Linked DNA regions of Homo sapiens: region 1 is linked to region 2. Evidence: read pairs that join two places in POLR2A ChIA-PET (ENCODE). Cell type or tissue: A673. All regions are shown on one strand. Links, peaks and the distances in the headings refer to the core of each region. The heading gives the core; the rest is flanking DNA. Region 1 overlaps TESC (tescalcin). Region 2 overlaps SPRING1 (SREBF pathway regulator in golgi 1).

Region 1 (6,914 bases), core at 1,476-6,475, 360 kb before region 2:
ACATTTTGTTCACCCATTCCTTTGTTGATGGACGTTTGGATTGTTTCCACCTCTTGGCACTTATGAACAGTGCTGCTTTGAACATTGGTTACAGGTTTCTGGTGTGGACGAACATTTTCTTTTATCTCGGGTATAAATGGAATTGTTGGCTGGGCGCAGTGGCTCACGCCTGTAATTCCAGCACTTTGCGAGGCCAAGGTGGGTGGATCACCTCAGATCAGGAGTTCAAGGCCAGCACAGCTAAAACGGTGAAACCCCATCTCTACTAAAAATATAGAAATTAGCCAAGCGTGGTGGCACATGCCACCCAGTGCGGGGAGGCTGAGGCAGGAGAATCACTTGAACTCAGGAGGCAGAGATTGCAGTGAGCTAAGGTTGTGCCACTGTACTCCAGCCTGGGTGACACAGCAAGACTCTGTTTCAAAAAAAAAAAAAATTGTTTTGGAGTAGAATTGCTGGATTACATGGTAATTCTGTGTTTAATTGATTGAGGAACTACCAAACTGTTTTCCACGGTGGTTGTACCATTTAAATCCTCGCTAGTAATGTATGAGAGTTTCAGTTTCTCTATAGCCTCATCAACATCTATTATTTCTTTTATTTATCATTATAGTCATCATGGTTAAAAAAATTTTAACCCAAATACAATTATACAAGTAATCTCCGTAAATTGCAGAAAAGTTAAGGGACAGATAACCAAATTTAGGGTCAAAGGGAGGAGGAGAAAAATGTTCTGTAATTCTACCATCTGAAAACAACTGACTACTATTATTTTGTTGTATACCCTTTTCTATTTTTTCTTGTGCACATGTGTATATCAATATGAACTTTCACGTGTAAATGAGATCTTAGTCTGTTGGATTTTCCGTGCAACAACATGCCATATGACATTTTCCGATGTCCCACAATATTCAAAAAATATTTATAAAGGCTGTGTAGTATTCTGACTTCAGGATGTACCAGGACTCATCTGTCTCATTTTCTGTGGCTCAGTATTTCCCCCAATTTCTTTTTTTTTTTTTTTAGACAAAGTCTCACTCTTGTCCCCCCGGCTGGAGTGTGATGGCACTCTTGGCTCACTGCAACCTCTGCCTCCCAGGTTCAAGCGATTCTTCTGCCTCAGCCCTCTGAATAGCTGGGATTACAGGCACCTGCCACCATGCCCGGCTAATTTTTGTATTTTTAGTAGAGATGGGGTTTTACCACATTGGCCAGGCTGGTCTAGAACTCCTGACCTCAGGTGATCCACCCGCCTCGGCTTCCCAAAATGTTGGGATTACAGGCTTGAGCCACTGCGCCCAGCCAATTTCTTTTCTTTTTGTTTTGAGACAGCCCCTCGCTCTGCTGCTCATGCTGGAGTGCAATCTTGGCTCACTGCAACCTCAACTTCCCAGGCTTAAGTGATCCTCCCACCTCAGCCTCACTAGTCCACACCCAGCTAATTTTTTGATTTTTTTTTTTTTTTGTATAGATGGGATCTTCCTGTCTTGCCCAGGCTAGTCTTGAACTCTTGGGCTCAAGTGATCCTCCCACTTCTGCTTCCCAGAGTGCTGGGATTACAGCCACAAGCCACCACACCTGGCCCATTTCCCCCAACTTCTTTTCTTTTTTTTTCTTTTTGAGACAGAGTTTTTGCTCTTGTTGCCCAGGCTGGAGTGCAGTGGCACGATCTCGGCTCGCTGCAACCTCCACCTCCCAGGTTCAAGTGATTCTCCTGCCTCAGCCTCCTGAGTAGTTGGGATTACAGGCATGCACCACCACACCCAGCTAATTTTTGTATTTTTAGTAGAGATGGGGTTTCACCATGTTGGCCAGGCTGGTCTCAAACTCCTGACCTCAGGTGATCCACCAGCCTCGGCCTCCCAAAGTGCTGGGATTAAAGGAGTGAGCCACCACACCCAGCCCCCCAGTTTCTTACTGTTCTAAACAGGCAACCTTGATTACCCTCATCTGTTCATCTTTATACGCCTGTCTTAATTCCTCAGGATTTGTTCCTAGGGATCAAGTTCTGATTCAAAGGGTATATACCAACGCTGCCCAACACAAATAATAATGTGAGGTGTAATCATGGTAAATTTTCTAGTAGCTGTAATGTAATTACATTATGTAATATAATTCTAAATTTTCTCGTGGCCACATTAAGACAAGTAAAGAAATTAATGGTGAGATGAATTTTAATAGTGTATTTTATTTAGCCCATTATATTTAAAAATGATCATTTTTACCATATGATCAATATCAAAAGTTATTGCAGTTGTCTGTGTTCTTTTTTGTACTTAGTCTTGGCAGGCTGGTGTGTGGTTTCCACTTCAGCCCATCTCAGTCTGGGCTTACCACCTTCAAGGGCTTAGCAGCCACTTGGACAGGCCAGGTGTGTTCCTTCACGTTGAAGTTTATGATACAAAGTGACAGTTCACCTCCATCTCCAAAAGATTAGGCCAGTTAAACTCCCACCAGCCCCATGGACTGGTGTGCATTTCCCTCAGGTTGAAATCTAAAACCAGAAATAATGAGGTCCAGCTGCCAGGAACCAAAGCCCATTCTGCCCATCATCCGCATGGCAACTGTGACCTCAGGGCCCTGGAGAAGGGCTCAGAGGTGAGGAGCAAGGAAACTGGAAAAGCTACCAACCCAGGAGCCCTTGAGGAAAAGGCAGGTCCTTCCGTGGGCTTTGGGGCCCTGATGCAGGCAGACATGCATCAGGTGCTTATGCGAGGGGCCCTGTTGGGGGCCCAGGGTCAGCCCGGGTGTGGGGGCAGGGAAGGGGTTGGGGGGGCGCAGTTAGGAGGAAGCAGCTCACCAGACATGTTGGGTTAGACCAGCTCCACCTGCCAGGGCCTGGGGTGTTCTGAAAGTCAGTTCCTGAGGCTTCGGAAATCATCCTTTCTCTCAGTTACTGTGCCAGAGGAGTCTTCCCTGAGCTGTGAGCTGAGCCCTTGGCTCTAGGGATTTGGGTGTCAAAAAGAGGGCCCCAGAGGTGGGAGGTTGTCTTCCTAATCCTTTGCTTTCAATCAGGCAGGACAGAGGGAGTATGTGTATGTGAATTTGCACGTGTGTGCATGTTCTTTTTTTTTCCATCACCCAGGCTGGAGTGCAGTGGTGCGATCTGGGCTCACTGCAACCTCTGCCTCCCGGGTTCAAGTGATTCTCCTGCCTCAGCCTCCCAAGTAGCTGGGATTACAGGTGCGCCCCACCACGCCTGGCTGATTTTTGCATTTTTAGTAGAGATGGGGTTTCACCATGTTGGCCGGGCAGGTCTCGAACTCCTGGCCTCAAGTGATCCACCTACCTCAGCCTCCCGAAGTGCTGGATTACAGGTGTGAGCCACCGCACCCAGCCTTGCGTGCACTTTGGATACTGTTAACTGGAAACTCTTCATTAGATAACCTTGATCTAGGATGATTTATATACCTCTTCCTAGCTGTGGGACCTTGGGCACATCCCAGAGTTCTCATCTCTAGAATGGGCGTAGAATCATACCTACCTAACAGAACTAAGGAGAGGGTTGTACCAGCCCAGGCTTATCCAAGTAGTTGAACACAGAGGCCAGGAAACGGTAAATGCTCAGTTAATGTCTGCCCTTGTTGTTATGATTATGCATGTAATTTATTTTTTAAATAGCTTTATTGAGATATAATTCACACACCATGAGATTCACCCCCATTTAAATTGAACCCCATAGTTTTAGTATAATCACAGGGTTATGCAACCATCAAAACAATATAATTTTGGAACATTTTTATCTCTCTCTAAAAGAAACTCCAGTGCCCATTGACAGTGTCTCCCTGTTCTCCCTCTCCAGCCCCTCCCCTCCCTGGCCTCAGGCAGCCACTGGTGTACTTTCTGTTCCTAAGGATTTGTCCATCTGAGCATTTCATGCAAATGGAATCATCCAGTGTGTGTCCTCTCCAGTGGCCTCTTTCACACACCAGGATGCTTTCAAGGTAACGCTTTTTTTTTTTTTGAGATGGAGTCTCGCTTTGTCACCCAGTCTGGAGTGCAGTGGCACGATCTTGGCTCACTGCAACCTCCGCCTCCCGGGTTCAAGTGATTCTCCTGCCTCAGCCTCCCAAGTAGCTGGGATTACAGGTGCCTGCCACCACTCTCGGCTAGTTTTTTTATTTTTAGTAGAGATGGGGTTTTGGCATGTTGGCCAGGCTGGTTTCAAACTCCTGACCTCAAGTGATCCACCCGCCTCAGCCCCCCAAAGTGCTGGTATTACAGGCATGAGCCACCACGCCCAGCCATAACTCATCTTTAATAGTGGTTGTTTAGGTGCACCTGTTTAGCTGTAATTTCTAATCTTATTTATCTTCAGATCAGTGTGTTTTGGGGGTTAAGTGATCATACAAAAGGAGACAGACAAATAAAAAAAAGAAAACAAAACACAGAACTACATGTTTTCTGCCAGACAGACCAAGTTCAAATTGTGGGTCTGCCTCTATCAAGGTCAGTGACCTTGAGCAAGTTACATCCCTTCTGAGCCTCAGTTTATTCTTCTATAAAACGGGAATAGCATGTCCCTCATAGGGTCATGGAAGGAACTAAAGAAGATGATGTGTGCCTGGGACACAGTACTCAGCCAGTGAATGACTTATTAATAGCAGTATTTATGAGATCCCTCAGCCATCCAGATGGGATCATGTTGTAGGCTGAAAAACTTCATTACAAGACTAATACATATACATTGTACATTAGAGAAAAATGGGAAAATATAGATGAACCAAAAGCAAAACAGTCTTTAATCCAGGTATTGAGATGAGAAATAATTATTATTATTTTGGGGAAAATAACTCTAGGATTTTTAAATTACTTAAACACATTTGTATATTTTTATGTCTTTTCCACAACACAGAGTTGTGCTCTCTTGGTAGCAAGCTGTTTTTAGGCAGTATATGTGGAATGTATTTCTATGCAAATACACAACTGTCACTGTTAAAGGCAGTATACCTAAAAACAATTTTTTTTCCTCCATCTTGCACTCTAAAGGTATACTTTAAACAAAAATTGGCTAAACATACCAAAAAGTGTTTGACCAATCTGTTTTTTGCTTTTTTTTTGAGGCAGAGTCTCGTTCTCTTGCCAAGGCTGGAGTGCAGTGGTGCGATTTTGGCTCACTGCAACCTCCGCCTCCCGGGCTCAAGCGATTCTCCTGCTTCAGTCTCCCAAGTAGCTGGGATTACAGGTACCTACCACCATGCCTGGCTCATCTTTGTATTTTTAGTAGAGATGGGGTTTCGTCATGTTGGCCAGGTCTCAGACTCCTGACCTCAAGTGATCTCTGCCCACCTCAGCCTCCCAAAGTGCTGGGATTCCAGGCGTGAGCCACCGTGCCCGGCCCCAATCTGCTTTTGATGGTCACTTAGGGCAAGTCGAATTTTAAGCTATTTTAAATAATGCAAAGTTGAACACATTTATGTATTCATGTTTTTGTACGTGTTGCATCTATTATTTTTTAGGATACATTCCTGCCAAGTGGAATTACAATTTTAAAAAATTTTTATTCATTTTTCTTTTCTCTTCCCAGATCTCCTTTAGTCAGGGAGGAATAACACATTTTTTTTTTAGTAAATGTTTTGTCGTGATATAGTGCATATCCAGAACAGTGCATCACTCAAGCATACAGACAGCTCTTTGAGGTTTCCGAGAACACGACTATGTAAAGTGTACGGAGATCTAGAAATGGAACATTCCTAGTACCCAGAACTCCCCTTTGCACTCCATTCAAGTTACTCCTCCTCATCTCATCCTCCAAAAGTCAGTTACAATATTAGCGTCATCTATGATGCCTCCCTTAAGAGCAGCCACTATCTTGACCTCTAACATTGTAGTTGAGTTTTGCCTGTTTTTGAACTTTATGCAAATAGAATCATAAAGTATGTACACTTTCCTGTCTGGCTGCTTTTGTCTGTGATTATCTATATTGTTCATTTTCACTGCCATGTGCTATTCCATTGCTTGACTATATTACACATTAGCACTCTACTCTGCCATTGTTGGGCATGTGGGTAGTTTCCAGTTTAGGACGATTCCAATGGCACCGCCATGACATCTTTGTACGCATGCTTGGGTGAACAGAAGTATGCGTTATTTGTGTATATACCTAGGAGTGCAATTGCTAGGCCATGAAGTAGCCAGTGTCCTTGCTGACATACCTATGATCTAAATGGCCATATTTCCCTGCAGAAAGGTAGAAATTGCACTTTGATGATTCACCTAACCGTTCCAAGTGTCAGTGGCTACATCTGTAACAAGAGGATACAGCCCCCTCCTAGAGTGTTGAAAGGAAGAGATGAGCTGATCATTGGAGCCATGCCCACAGGAAGTAGAGAGCCCTCAGTCTGGGTTGACAGCCTTAACGAGCTGCTGGAGATGCTTGAGAATACTGAGCTGTTGATTCTTGAAGAGCCTGAGGCCAAAAAACAATGAGCAGGAAGTGAGGTGACCAGTTGGCCCCAGAAATTAGCTGCCTCTGTAACAGGAGCAAAACAGTGCTTAGGGGTAGGGAATGCTGGGAGGACTGAGGTGGGAGGTCACAGCTCCGCAGTCCAGCCCGTGTTTTGGAAAGGTTTGTGTGAACTGTATATAGTCCCCAGGAACCAGACCTAAAGTCCTTGAGTGCCAAAGTACTCTGGGCAGACAGGCGATATTACTTCTTGGTGAAGGCTGGCTTTGGGGTCAGTCGCACAGACTTGGAGTTCAGTCCCAGCTCTGCCTCTGTGTGTTGTGGGATCTTACGTGCTCTCTGAGCTGCAGTTTTCAAATTATAAAACTGAGATAACGGCCGGGCGTGATGGTTCACACCTGTAATCCCAGCACTTTGGGAGGCTGCGGTGGGCGGATCACTCAAGGTCAGGAGTTCAAGACCAGCCTGGCCAGCGTGGCGAAACCCCGTCTCTGCTAAACGTATAAAA
Region 2 (7,189 bases), core at 1-5,000:
TTGTTCAAAAAAGAATGACATTTTTCTTCAAGCACAGATGAGACGTTGGCTTGCATAGGTTAGAATAGGAGAACGTAGCCGTAGCTTGACCTGATGATGAAATCAGACATGTGCCAGCCGACTAAACAGTAGGTGTAGGTAGGTTCCGACGTGTAGCCTGGCGATAACAGGGGAGTGCCTGCTTCCTGGAAACGACTGCCTGGGGAAAGTAAGCCCCACTCACATTATGTCCAGTTTCCAGCTCTCCGGTGCTTAGGATGATGCCCCAGACTCCAGCTTCTGTCTGTGTACTTTCACTGCTGCTTCATGGTCATCCCTGGTAGGGAGGTGGCAAGGCTGCTGGTTTTATGCTAAGGTTGGTCTCTGACTTTCAGGCTACGTTTGCGAGAGGAAGGATTTGCTGGTAAATGGCTGCTGTAATGTCAACGTCCCTAGCACGAAGCAGTACTGCTGTGATGGCTGCTGGCCCAACGGCTGCTGCAGCGCCTATGAGTACTGTGTCTCCTGCTGCCTGCAGCCCAACAAGGTATGGGGAGTTGATCCTGGTTCTGCGGCTCCTTTTTTCTTTCGGCCTCTGTTTTATGATGAGCATTAGGCTCTTCATGTGAGATTCCTCTGAAAATAAAACTTAGAAAGGAGCTTTGTAGGTGTCAGAAATTGCTGCACAATAGCTTTTATCTAAGGAAAGGAGGTGGTTCCCAGTTGCTTGAATGGTTCTTTTGCAGAATGGATCATTGTATTGCTAATCACATATCTAATGAATAAGATACCCAGGGTGTTTTGGCATGCACGTGTGTGCACGCGTGTGTCCTTTCCCCTCCCTCCTTTTCTCCTCCTCTTCCCCCCTTCCCTGTATCAGCATTCTCTTAGTTTAGGAGAGATAGCCAAGGTCACCTTGTGCTGGCTTAGGTAATTTATTACAGGCACTAACTTTTGTTTCCATAGCAACTTCTCCTGGAGCGCTTCCTCAACCGGGCAGCCGTGGCATTCCAGAACCTCTTCATGGCAGTCGAAGATCACTTTGAGTTGTGCCTGGCCAAATGCAGGACCTCATCTCAGGTCAGAAGCTGTGATGTCTCTAGCTGTGGGATGGCAGCTGACGGGTTAGAAGGAAACTAGAAAATACACACTGTCGATCCTTTTGGTGGGGTGGTAAGGGAGAAGAGACTCGAAGCCGTGTCACGCTTTGTTTGGTGTGATGATAGTATTTAAAATGTCAACGTGAGATTTATACAAGTTAGGGGAGGTGAAGCATTTATATTAAATCAAGGTCTAATCAACTGGCATCTCTTCTATGTGGTTGGTACATTTGTTCCTTAAGTGGAAGCTTAAAATTATTTTTAAGTCTGGTAGAGTCCTAATAGTCAGCTTCTAAGAGAAGGCCCTCCTCCCTGTCTTTGAAATTTGACTAAGGCTTTCCAGTAACCACTTGTTTAGAGTAAGTAGCAATTTGTTCTGGGATGGAGTCGCTGTTTATTTTAGGATTCAAGGGGATGAGGCAGGTGAATGTTTAAAAATACACGAATAAATCTGTAGGCTGTCAGGCTCTCAATACATATTAGCGTGCTGTCATTAAATGCTTCACTCTTTTGGCATTAAATATTATTGCACCTGCTGCTGAAAGCATCTGAAAGTCTTTTGCCTTTTCATCACTGTCTCCTCGGCTCTCAGCTATTGTGGTTGGGCAGTTGTCATAGCTCTCTTTGTAAAATCACCAGACGTGTTTATTATACAAGCACACTTCTTCTGGCTCCTATTCATGGTGTCTCTAAGATTTTACTGGCTTCGTCTGAGATAACGGACTCATTTGTCATTCTCCAAAGCTCTTGTACCCTTTGCCAGATTTCTGTAGTCCACCTTTGGATTTTATGCCCCTTCTCATGTCTCTGGTTTGTTCTGCGAGCATTCAGTATCATTGGGTAAATGTTTCAGGGATTATAATGAGCATTTGAAAACATTAAGAAATTCCTGATGGTCTTGTTTTGCTTGAAGAGCTTTCCACTTGAATGAGCTTTAAAGGAAATGAGGAGGAAGGCTGAACACATGACTCATTTTGATTCAGATTCTCTCTCATTCTGAGAAACGCTAGAAAAGGCGAAGTATTTTCTTTCCTTCACTGATAAAACCCAGGAATTATTTCCAGTCTTCAGTGAAGCTACTATACTTTAGGACTTGGTCTTTTTTACCATAAAAAGATTTCCCAATTGCCATTTGATTTGTTTTGATAAAAGTATCCCAAGAAAGAGAAGACTTGGCTATATGTCTGTTAAATTGGATGAATATTTACAAGTTTGTTGCTTAGCATTGGTCTTGGACTAATTAATGAATTCTAGACTAGCCAAAAACCCAAGTTGCTTGTATGAAAACAAATTGCTGAAAAATTAGCCATCAGGAATGATTGTCTGCTTTAAATCACACTTCCAATTTGCTTAGCCAAATGAGGCTTGCATGGTATTGTAGGATTTGGCTCATGCCCCAAATTTTTAGGTACATAAACTTTATGAAAGCAATTTAAAGTGCATCTCCTTAGTGTCTCTGCAGGGTTCCTTACGGGAACTGAGTGAAGCTCAGGATCAGGTGCAAAACACCCATTGGATCTTAGACTGTTTCAAGTAATTTGAGGAAAAGTAGTTGTCTTGAGTCACCAGGTCACAGCAAAGTTATTTAAAAACTCACTGGTGTACATAAAAAGAAACAGTCCCACAGCGATGTTATGTCTGTGTTCATGCTCTTCATTGGCATTCTGGGTTGAGCATTCTTCTTTGTTCCAGAAAGTGCCCTGGAGCCTTTAGTGACATTTGGAGATGGACTCGGCCAGCCCCCTGCAGGGAGAGTCTGACAGTCCCGATCCACTCTCACTCTTCCGAGAGGGAGGTGTGTGAAGCTGTGCTCGCTCTCACTGCGCTCTTATTTTCCTTTTGCCAACAGAGCGTGCAGCATGAGAACACCTACCGGGACCCCATAGCAAAGTATTGCTATGGAGAAAGCCCGCCCGAGCTCTTCCCCGCTTGACGGGTGCAGCGGACTTGCTCCAGCCTGGGTGAGGAGGCCCCGCTGAAGAACTCGCCTCCTGGGACCCAGCTTCAGCCATCGGGCCAGGCTGCAGGAAGAAGACAAAGGCAGCGTGAGGAAACCTTGGCTTTGACCCCTTCTCGTGTTGTCATCTTTGGCTTCGCTCACCACCCGGGCTTACCAGATGGAACTCTTCTGTAAAGCAGCTTGGCCCCTCCAGCCAGTCCCATTCGGGAAAGATGAAACCGGAGGCCGGGCTCACGGTGGTGGTGGAGTTCTTGGATGACTCAGCCCTGGGACCTGCACAGGGACCTGTGACTTGTGTTCATCGGGGGCCGGTGTCACTTCCAGTTTTGATCCAGGCTCTTTCACTGTAAAATTATTTATTGGATTCCTTTGGAGTAATGGGAACATTCTAATGTTTTATGTAGGAAAATGCCTTGCCATTCTAGTTGAATATGTTCAAGGAAATTATTTTTGTTGTTGTTCTGTGTTCTCGAGTTTCAGGAGTTAAATCATTCTTCCACCCAGATACAACATTTTCTCTTTTAGGACGTGAATATTCTCTCTAGGCAGTTATTTTTGTTTGTATTTCGACAGTATCAAGCATAGGCCCTGAACGTGACCTGTTAGCCATATCCTGACGTGTAAAATTATCTAAAAACTCAGACACTCTTCCATTCTAATCTAACTGCACGATTTCTAACAGTGGGCACCATGTGCCTGCCCTCAGGTTATTTTCCAGTGGTAGTCGAATGTGCTCATATACCCTATGGAGAGCACTGTTTTAGCAGAAATCTAATTTCTCTTCCTGGAGGAATTTGTTCTCATTTCTTTTGCCACTTAAAATTAACTGTGGGCTACTCAGCCAGGGTACAGTGGGAGCCTCAGGAAGGTCAGAGGCAACCTCCTCCCCTGTTCTATCAATAGAAACCCAACGTTGAGGCAATTCCTAAACAGACGCACCTCGTAGCTTGCTGTATGTGTTTATTCTTTATTGCTTTCAGCTTTGGGGCTGTAACAGGTACAAATATTTGGTTTCCCTATGATTTATAGAGAAGAAGAAGAAACCCAGCTTTCTATCAGAGCACTGCAAGAGAAGAGTCTTACACCTGCCCTCAGTGGGAGATGAGAATGGTCATTATGACTTAGAGAATGCTACACGTGTAGGTTGCTGGTGTGTCCTGAATCCACAGGCATAAAGCACTCCCCATTTTTCCTACTGTAATGCAGATTCTCCGGCTCAAGGTCTAGAATATTTGATCCTAAGATCAAGACATCATGCCCTTCGAATAGTACTGCTCTTTGTTTTCAGGAGTCACGTGAACACACAACTCTCCTATATTCCTCACGAACCTCAGGATTGAGCAAGGTCTTTGTAATTTTTTTGGTTCACTTTATTGACCTGGGAGCAAGGTGCTAATTCTGTGGTCAGTATTCAATGTTTTTTTCAGTGGAGCTTTTTCTTTGGGCCATATTTGCCTTCTAATACATTCCTGCAATATGTAGTGGTGATTTCCCTTAGCTTCCTCCTACTACCTCTTATACTCATCTCCCCAAATTATTTGCCTCCCTTAAATAAGTTTTCCTAGAAGGTAAGCTGGTCAGGCAATTTGAAAAATATTAGATCCCAAGAAATCTATTCCGTTTGCATTGGACTTCTCGGATTCCATGTGTTTGCAGCAGGACTACATCGAACTCTGATGTGCCGGATTGTGGCATGTCTGCATGTCTCATCCATCTATTGTTTTTGGTAACTCAGTTTGGAATTTCAGTGTCTGTCTTCCCTGGGTTGACATTGGAATCAGCCTCTCCTTTGAGCTTATTTTAACTCTTGAGCAACATAACATAGATTTAATGTGAACAGTTTATACCAAAGGGCAGCCTGTGCCTGTTTATGGATCCTCTCTGCCTTTGTACTTGAAGAGCGCATTTTACATTTCCAGTCCTTTCACAGACAGGAGCTCCAACCTTACGATGGAGAATTAAACTTGCTTGTATTTCCACTTTGTGGATGAGGAACTATGAGAGGTGGAGTGACTTCCTGGGTCCCCGCTGAGACTTAGTGACAGATCCCAGACAAGAACTTCATCTCTGACTCCAGGTCTAGTCCTCTTCCCCCTGTCTCTTGCCAACTCCAGCCCTGACACCGTGGGCGTCTCCCCTGAGAGCAGATATATTTCAATTGTCCAGGCCAAAAGAGGGGCGAGGCGGCATAAACACCCAAATTAGGTGGAGGATCCAAAAGTCATTTTCATTTGGCTGTGGAATATGTTTTTTGTATTTCAATCAGCTAGGGGTGTGTTCACTGTTTTTGGAAATTCACAGCGCTTGAGCCTCCATAATGAAGCTGGGCTGCAGAGCACCTGGCACGTGCTCCAGGCTCCCAGCTCCCAACCTAGGACCTCTCCCTGCCCTCCACTCTGGTTGGTTTGTGGTTCCCTCGACCGAGGGTTTCTAGAATCAGGGACCTTGTCTAAGTTTTGTTTGCCCAGAGCCCAGCGAAGTGTGTGATACACCTTGGGAGTTTAGGAGATCACAAAAGGGATGAAAACACCTTTAGAAAACATTTCATTGGTGGGGCGTGGTGGCTTATGCCTGTAATCCCAGCACTTTGGAAGGCTGAGGCAGGTGGATCACCTGAAGGCAGGAGTTCAGACCAGCCTGACCAATATGGTGAAACCCCATCTATACTAAAAATACAAAAATTAGCCGGGTGTGGGGGCGTGTGCCTGTTTTTGTGAGACTCTGTCTCAAAAAAAAGAAAAAAATATTGTTAATAAGTGAGTGTTTTCGGCTCAAGGGAATTGAGTCATACGTTGCATCTCCCCCAGTTCTGCATCTTATTTGCTGCGCTTGCTGGAGTTGTAAAGATTGGTCCTAACAGGGAAAGAAGCACACAAGAGACTGTGAAAAGGGCTCTGAGACAAGCAAGGACAAAAGAGGGAGGGAAATACCTTCCACAGGGCCTGGGATCTGGCAATGCTAGAGCCTTTTTTTTTTTTTTTTTTTTTTGCGATGGAGTCTTGCTCTGTTGCTCAGGCTGGAGTGCAATGGCGTGATCTCAGCTCACTGCAACCTCCCCCTCCTGGGTTCAAGCAATTCTCCTGCCTCAGCCTCCTGAGTAGCTGGGATCACAGGCGTACACCACCACACCCAGCTAAGTTTTTGTACTTTTAGTAGAGACGGGGTTTCACCATGTTGGCCAGGCTGGTCACGGACTCCTGACCTCAGATGATCTGCCCGCCTGAGCCTCCGAAAGTGCTGGGATTACAGGCGTGAGCCACTGCGCCCGGCATGGAGCTGCTATTGATGGGTGAGCTCCACAGCTTTTGCAGAAGCAGAGGATATGACTTGAGAGCAGTGCTGTCACCTCTCAGCATGTCCCCAAGCCCAACTGGGGCCTCCTGGAGATGCCTCAGTCGGCACTGGCCCCAAGGGAATCGTGGGGAACAGTTGCACAATTTGCAAGTTTCTGAGTGCAGCTTTTCCCATCCTTGGGATCAGCAGATAAGTTGTAAACACAGGGAGGTACTGCTTATTGGATATACTTTTCATAAGTAGGACAGAATTCTTTTGGGACTCTAGAGTTGGGAACTACCACTTACTAGCGGCGTGGCTGAGGCAGTCTTCCTCCTCTGTGGCTCAGGCCCTTCATCTGTGAAATGGGGTCACAGCATCTGCCTCTCAGGGTCACTGTGAGGTGTCGATGTGAGCAAGGCCTGAGGCTTGGCAAGAAGTCAATGTCTGCAACTCAGCAGGGAGCAATGGCAGGGGCAGTCAGGGGTCGGCTCGGATAGGGGTGGGTGGGCTCCTGAGGTTGGAAGGGTAGGAATTACAGAGCTCTTGTTACTATTGTTGTTACTGTTTTTAAAGATACGATATTTCAGATAATTCAGGAGCACGTAAGGATGAAACTTAGGATAACCTAAAATCACACAACCTAGAGAGAAGCGCATTTTTGTCTTCCCCCATTTTCTAGGCAAAAATGAAAGTACTTTGTCCTCTTGAAAAACAATTCTCTAATGAATATCCTATGTTACATAGAGGCCTGTGTAATGCATTTGTGTGGCCACATGGTGTCAATTTCATGAATATACAATAATATTATTAATTCCCTGCTGAGGACATTAACTGGTTTCCAAGGCTGCTTGTTGTTTTTGCTACTACAAATAAT

Evidence for each region. ChIA-PET counts read pairs that join two places held together with the same protein. Peaks named below come from ENCODE experiments on the same cell type or tissue, not always from the same donor. Only the 100,000 strongest peaks of a DNase experiment are listed, where the experiment ranks them.
Region 1: POLR2A ChIA-PET joins it to region 2 with 5 read pairs; 2 of 35 experiments call an interaction of 5 or more read pairs at or near these places.

The regions. Positions count from the first base shown.
Region 1 is chr12:117,076,612-117,083,525 of GRCh38, reverse strand. The region is part of intron 1 of TESC (tescalcin); the gene reads left to right. Among named protein-coding and RNA genes, the nearest start is that of TESC, 19 kb to the left of the region's middle. In A673, for the core only: no CTCF peak of the experiment used is centred there; no DNase peak of the experiment used is centred there.
Region 2 is chr12:116,713,633-116,720,821 of GRCh38, reverse strand. It overlaps SPRING1 (SREBF pathway regulator in golgi 1), which reads left to right. Exons shown (of 5, transcript NM_024738.4): 3 at 375-526; 4 at 946-1,059; 5 at 2,929-7,189. The coding sequence ends at 3,012. Among named protein-coding and RNA genes, the nearest start is that of SPRING1, 21 kb to the left of the region's middle. RefSeq lists enhancers at 2,571-3,100, 3,101-3,630. In A673, for the core only: no CTCF peak of the experiment used is centred there; a DNase peak (open chromatin) is centred at 2,001; H3K4me3 peaks cover 845 bases; H3K27ac peaks cover 1,755 bases.